Linked DNA regions of Homo sapiens: region 1 is linked to region 2. Evidence: chromatin contacts called from ENCODE Hi-C data. All regions are on one chromosome and are shown on one strand. Each heading gives the region's core, a stretch centred on a gene start or an enhancer-like site at or near the end of the contact. The rest is flanking DNA. Distances are from core to core; before and after follow the strand shown.

Region 1 (3,535 bases), core at 136-2,635, 3.0 Mb before region 2:
GGGGAATGAGCATTTTTAATCACATGTGGAAGCCCATCTAGGAATCTAAAGGATATATATGCAGCACAAAGCAGGTTGCAAAGCTTTAATATTGTAACTCAGATGTAGGAGGGGAAATAATTTCATTATTTTGAATATAACCAATCAGGCCATCCTTTTGGGTCCCCACTCACAGGAAATTGATAAAATGTCTCTTTTCATTTAAGCTAAAGCAAAGTTTGATCCAGCAAGTTTAACAATTCCCTTTCAAGCGCCTAGTTCTCATCCCCTTCTCCAGTCTGTTAATTTTATCTTTCTTTGCCCTCCTCCACCATACATACATGATAGAATAGAATCAATGCAACTGCATCATTGTTTGAATGAAACAAAAACCTAAATTTTCCAGAGAGATTTGATAAGCCTGTCGGAAAAGTGTATGAAAACTCCACACTGATAAATACTCCACGTTTACACCCAGTCCCCTTTTCAGTAGGAGATGGTATTTCTATGTCCTGACTGAGTGCTCATGCTCCAAAACAAAAAACAATACTCTTCCTAAAATCTGGTAAAACAGAGTCCAAGTGTAGCACAATAAGCAATGGTCTGATTATTTGCATAGCCGATGTGCAGAAAACCACCAGATATTTCCATCTGTCCATCTTTATCTGCAGCTAATTGATTTCACAACTTTTCCAGATGTTAAAATGCCAAGCCCCATATAAAAATGTTTGCCAATCACGGCTAAGCCTGCAAATGTATCTTTCCAAACAACGGGAAATATGGAGTCAGAGAGTCCCAGAGAGGAAAACTAAACCGCCGGAAAGCAGAAGCGGGATATTCATGCCATTGTTCCTTGAATTGGTTGAGGGACCCCTGTCTGTCAAGCACCATGATCCGCGCTCAGTACACACTCGAGATAAAGGGTCCTTGCCCTTGGGGAGCTTCAAATCCAAGCAGACTCAGACACAGAAGAGGAGCAGTGTCCCGTGTCAAGGTGCAGAAGGGTGAGCGGAGAGGAAGGCCACACTCATTAACAGAGGAAAGTTCCTCTGAGTCACTGGTTAGGCGGTGAGATGTTCCAGTGAATGAAATCATTCATATCACTATTCTATATGAAGAAACCATTTTTCAGAGTCCAAATTTAAAACCTGCACTTAACAGTGAACATTTGATGAACAAAAGGTTGAACTGAGTTTTCAGGAGCCGTCTTCATTCTGAACACCAAGTTTTCCCTTCACATGCAGCCTCTTTCCTTTCTCAAGGCTATGCTCCTGCTTCTCCCAGGACCTCTCTGTCCTTGGCTCTTTGAAATGCTCTCTTCCCCTTCCTTAAGTCCTCACGTGGGCCCTCCGACGCTTGGCTCTCACCCGGGCTCTTCTCGTTCCCTCTGTAAGTGCCTTGAGCGCTGACCGGTATTTGGGTGACTGCCAACTCCACATCTTCGCCTGACCTATCACCTTCATTCAGTTTCCTGTCTCCACACCCATCCTGGCTGTTTCTCGGCACAGTAATCTATACATAGTGATCCTCTGTCACTTGAAACTCAGCTCTTCCAAAAGTGAACTCACTCACTTTACATCCCAAACTGGCTCCTTGACCAGCAAGAAGGTCTGCAGTCCCAGCACCTCCACGTTCTGCCTTTGAATATAACCATTCGGGCCATCTTCCTGGGTCCCTGCTCACTAGGGAGTGGGAGGAAATTAACAGGTCTGCTTTCATTTACAGCTAAGTTTGATCCCTAAGTTTAACAACTCCTTTTCTGTTTCTTTGTTTCTTCAAAAGTAAAAGGGGGACAATGACAGATGGCTGCAGCACCGGTAGTAGGAACCAAAAAGATAACAGATACCAAAGCATTTCAAAAACTAGAAAGTGATATGCAAGAATAAGATATTAGTCAGTGTCTCATAGATATTATTTTTCACATGGGTCGTTGTTATCATATATGTAAGTATGATAGATATGTTTTGTCATGCAAAACAGGATAGATATATTTTTTCATGCTACCATGGAAATCAACCTCACACAGGTCAGTGCCCAGTAAAGTGTGGATAGCATTTTAATTTTTGGAATAGTAAAATGTAGATTAAAAAGAAAATTATAACCAATTTCTTAGAAACCTTCAAGAAGGATACACAGATACTGATGCAAGTATTTTGCTGTGTATCACATTTATATATGAATATAAAAACCTCGTGTATCCCGGAACTTAAATGAAATTTTAAAAAGGAAAAATGAGGAAAAGATATGAATAAACAATTCATATAAAGTGAAAAAAAAGCCTATATACACATATCAAAATTACTCTCCTCTTTTTTCTGCCTGCAGCTATAGGGTAAAGTTATAAAATAAAATTATAAAATCCTACCATGATTTTATAAATTGTGAATCAAAATTGCCCCAGGACATATACTTGTACAACTTGAGGTGAGATCCATGAAACTCCCCACTCACTGGGGCAGGCCCCTGAGTGATAGGTGTCATCTCCCTGTCATCTCCAGCTACACAAACACCAAGTGAGAGGACCCTTGTCCTCTTTACTTTCACGTATGCATGCTCTGATTAGCTCATCCATTCTTCTGCCTGTTGACTCCTGCCATCACCACACCCACCACATACTTTAGAAAGCACAGGATAATTGAGCCCTTATCACAAACCAGATGTTTTGGGTCAGGGGTGGGAACCATATTTGGCTCTGGGGCAAAGTAGCAAGAAGTTGCAAAAACTCTTACTATTTTCATTCTTTTTCAGAAATGTAAGAGGCTATAGAAAGTGTGTCTACCTCTCTCTGGGTCAGGATTTTCTCTTTTTTCACTCTGCTCCTATTTCTAGGGGTTTGTCTTTCATCAGTCCTGCCTCTTTGCATGTTTTTGCATATCCCTAATCTCTTTAACTTTTGGGGTTAACGGGTATACTGCAGAACTCTCAACCGGGAATAGTCTAGAAATGGAAAAGATTTTGACTTTTTGCAAGGATATTTCTCATTTCCCATTTTTATTGAAAAGGCCTAAATGTTCTGATTTTTAAAAAAATATTATTTCTCCAGCACCTCCACGTCTCAGAATCTCCTCACCTGCAGGCTTCCTGGGGAAGCACCTGCACTCTCACCCACTGACACCCACTCACATCCTCCACCTGCACCTTAATTCACAGCAATTGGTTTTCATCTCTTGCACTTGGCTAAAACCACTTTCTCATTTCAGATCTTCACATGGCTAGACCAGGAGCCTCTTACTCTCTGCATTTCATTTCTTCTCTTTGGATCTCATTCCTGAAGTTTTCTCATGCATTACTACTCCTTTGTGATTCTCCCTTCTTCTCTGATAACTTTTCAGTTGCCTTTCTTCTGTTCCTTCAGCTGAATTTCTTAAATTTTATTCTTAGCTACTTTCGCTTCTCATTTTACAATTTATCTTTGCACTAACTCATCCATTAACTCAAATTCAACTAAAACCAGCTCTGTGGATATGCCAGACTCCTAAGTTCCATCGCTAACCTTGACCAAGCTCTTGAGCTTTAAGAACAGTTGTCAGAGAGCACCATGGATTTCTTACTATCT
Region 2 (3,614 bases), core at 68-2,567:
TATAGAAACAAATAATAGATTTAAATTATGTGATGATGCCTACTGCCTGTGAGATGTGGCAGTCTCACCTGTTTCAGCAGCTGTGTAAACTGGTTCAGCTCTTTTGGAAAACCATTTAACATTAAATATCCCCAAGTCACAAAATCCTTCTTCCCTTTGTCCGTTATTCCTTCATGGGATTTTATGCTAAGGAAAAAGATGCAAAACATGAAGTGATCTAGACATCCAAAGTCTTCATCCAAGTTTTTATATTAGGTAAGTAAAAACTCTGGTCAACCTAAAGACACCTCTAACAGAGGGAAGAGTGAAAGTAAATTATGGTAAATCCATTAGATGGAATTTAGGCCAGGCATGGTGGCCCACACCTGTAATCCCAGCACTTTGGACGACTGAGGCGGGGGAATCACTTGAGGTCAGAAGGTCAAGACCAGCCTGGCCAACATGGTGAAACCCCGTCTCTACTAAAAATACAAAAATTAGCCCGGCATGGTGGTGCAGGCCTGTAATCCCAGCTACTTGGGAGGCTGAGGCAGGAGAATCGATTGAAGCTGGGAGGCAGAGGTTGCAGTGAGCCAAGATTGTGCCACTGCACTCCAGCCTGGGTGACAGGGCAAGACTCCGTTTCAAAAAAAAAAGGAATTTAATGTAAAGATTACCACCTCTGAAGATCTGTAGCAATGTGAACAAAAGGAAGCTGAAAATGCAGGCATGTAATGATTTAATTTATGTGTAAACAAAACGATGATGCTGTTGTACTATGACGTAGAATCCTGGGTGCAGTTTTTTTTTCTTCTTAAAACCGCAGAAAGAATGTGGATTTTAGAGTTCTAGATAGGGGTTTTCATTTAGGCCTTGCGACATGGCTGTTACATGACCTTGGTTGGTCTGTTTCCCTAACCTCTTTGTGCCTCATTTGTCTTACCTACTAAATAGGCTAATAGTACTACCTCGCAGCATGAAGATGATTTTAATAAGATGAATGAGAGTAACGACTCGACAAACTATGGTGATTGTTTTTATTAATGCTGTTATTACATTTTCAGTTTTCAAAAAATTTTAAGCTCCCATCAGTTACAAACGGAAAGTAAAATAGCTAAAAAGGGAGTGAGAAAGAGATTCAAGAAATTGGGCTTTTGAGTTGGGCTGCACCCACTCTGGGACTCCGCAGGGGGCCTTGAGGGTGGAAAAGCCCCCGTGACCACACAGGGGCGCAGGCGCCCAGGCCGGGTGAGGCGTTCCCGGAGGTGTCCAGCAGAGGACGCTGCCGGCGGAGACGGGACCGGAAGCCGGGCCGCAGGCGGCCGGGCGTATTCGCCGACTCCTCCCGCTTCCGCTGCCGCAGCCGGTCGTAACCAAGTTGTGTCCTGTCAGCCGCTGTCCCCTTCGCCGCGATGCCGCTGGAGAACCTGGAGGAGGAGGGTCTGCCCAAGAACCCCGACTTGCGTATCGCGCAGCTGCGCTTCCTGCTCAGCCTGCCCGAGCACCGCGGAGACGCTGCCGTGCGCGACGAGCTGATGGCGGCCGTCCGCGATAACAGTGAGGCCCGCACGAGCGCCGAGTCAGCGGCCTAGGCCTGGGCCGTCCCCGCGTTCCGGAGCCTGCGGGGACTTTTTTTGATGGAGCTCCAGACCCCTCTGACGGGGTCTCAGAGACCAGGCCTGGCTTCTCCGGCCCTTAGGGTTTTGCTTTGGTTTGGGGATACCCTGGGGGACCTCGACTTGCCTCAGCGGGGTCTGCATCTCTCTGTGCCGCCTTCCCCTGTAAGGGCAGCTTGGGGGAGAATCGTGAGGCATTAATATTTACCCCTGTGCTAGGCACAGAGTAAAGGCCCCGTGACTTTCTGTCAGTGGGGACTGCTCCCGGGCGCGGGGTATTCCTGTGGGAGAGTTCAGCTTGCCTGTGGAAGGGAAATTTGGGTTCGGTTCTTTCTGGCCCTTCTGTAGTGAATGTGTATGTTTGAACATATGTATGTGAGTATGTGTGTATAAAAAGTCTTTCCCTGTTTGAAGACTTTTGGAACAGAATCCGGCAAGAGCAAACCGAGGATTGCCCTCCCTCCAGCCCTAGTAGAGGTTGGCATTGCCAGGATTGGCCGTCACGCAAACCTCCCACCAGCATACGTTTATGTTTTGCCAAGCCGATTATTAAGCGCCATCGCATGCCTTCCTGTTAGTGGGGAAGAGACTGGTGGATGACTTGTGGCGGGGCGGGGGGTGAAATACGTGGGCAGACTTTGACTTGAGGGCACAAGTGTCCCCACTCACACATCCCTCTTTTTGCATGTTAGACATGGCTCCTTACTATGAAGCCTTGTGCAAATCCCTCGACTGGCAGATAGACGTGGACCTACTCAATAAAATGAAGAAGGCAAATGAAGATGAGTTGAAGCGTTTGGATGAGGAGCTGGAAGATGCAGAGAAGAATCTAGGAGAGAGCGAAATTCGCGATGCAATGATGGCAAAGGCCGAGTACCTCTGCCGGATAGGTGACAAAGTGAGTAGAGATGGTTTTCCCTCTCTGTAGTTAGTATAGGCTAAAATTGGAGACTATTCCAGGTAATCGTTTCTCATTAAAAAAATTAACTTCGTTTTAGAAAAAGTATAAAGGTAATCATGCTTGCTTGTACTGGTGAATCAATGTAAAGATGAAAAAGTCGTCTCCATGAAATGCCTTGTCATTTCCCCAAACAGCAGCTAGGGCTGTATTCTTCCCCATTTCACCCCATGCCGATAAAAACGTAAGTGTACATCTAGAGAATTTTATTTACTGCTTTTACAAAATTGGGATCATTTTCAGCAGTTTTCTCACTTGGTTGGGAAGCACTGGTTCTGGTGTCTTTAGTACTTTACACGAGTAATACTTAGCAGAAACTAAGAAACAGTATAGTAAATGCTGAAGTTCTGTTATCTTTCTTTACTCTGTACCTGCCCAGGGATAGGCTTTTCAGTTCTTTTATTGTGCATTTATGCAAACTTTTTGGTAATTTTTTTTTTTTTTTTGAGACGGAGTTTCACTCTTGCCACCCAGGCTGGAGTACAATGGAGTGATCTTGGCTCACTGCAACCTCCACCTGCTGGGTTCAATCGATTCTCCTCCCTCAGCCTCCCGAGTAGTTGAGATTACAGGCGTGCGCCACCACACCCAGCTAATTTTTTTGTATTATTAGTAGAGACTGGATTTCAACATGTTGGCCAGGCTAGTCTCGAACTCCTGACCTCAGGTGATCCACCTGTCTCGGCCTCCGAAAGTGCTGGGATTATAGGCGTGAGCCAGTGCACCCGGTCATAAAATCTTTTTTACGTAAAATTTTATATGTAAAAGAATATAAATGCTCAATGAAAGAACCAATTTTTAAAAAAGTTAATACTTGCAGAAATTTTTAATTCTACAGAATTTTTTTTTTAAGTACATAGGATCATAGTGTATTAGTGTAGTCCTGTTTGCCCTTTTCATTCAGCATTATATTTAAGAGGTCTTTTCCATGCCAACATACATAAATCTGGCTCATCCTGGTTAACTGCTGCCTAATGTTCCACTGTAGAGCTAGCTCTGGCATAGTTTATTTGCCTGTTCAGCTGTTGTTGGACATATGTGTTGTTTTCATCTGTTTTTGC

Evidence for each region. A loop is a pair of places that touch in the nucleus more often than their neighbours do. Pooled maps may share reads with other maps.
Region 1: a pooled map shows a loop between it and region 2 (2.4-fold over the local background). The contact joins the enhancer-like site here to the promoter of PSMD6 in region 2. A Hi-C loop is called at or near these places in 2 of 50 pooled maps.

What each region holds. Positions count from the first base shown.
Region 1 is chr3:67,016,446-67,019,980 of GRCh38, reverse strand. No RefSeq gene overlaps it. Among named protein-coding and RNA genes, the nearest start is that of KBTBD8, 20 kb to the right of the region's middle. RefSeq lists an enhancer at 1,538-1,587. Within about 2 kb of position 1,385, at least 3 of the 41 ENCODE cell types and tissues checked have a DNase peak (open chromatin) inside an H3K27ac peak, as active enhancers do.
Region 2 is chr3:64,021,197-64,024,810 of GRCh38, reverse strand. It overlaps PSMD6 (proteasome 26S subunit, non-ATPase 6), which reads left to right and starts at 1,317. Exons shown (of 8, transcript NM_014814.3): 1 at 1,317-1,536; 2 at 2,288-2,493. The coding sequence starts at 1,392. LOC105377121 (a long non-coding RNA gene) reads right to left here and starts at 736. Exons shown (of 3, transcript XR_940906.3): 1 at 660-736; 2 at 69-186. RefSeq lists a silencer at 1,109-1,208 and enhancers at 771-1,392, 1,359-1,708, 1,393-2,015.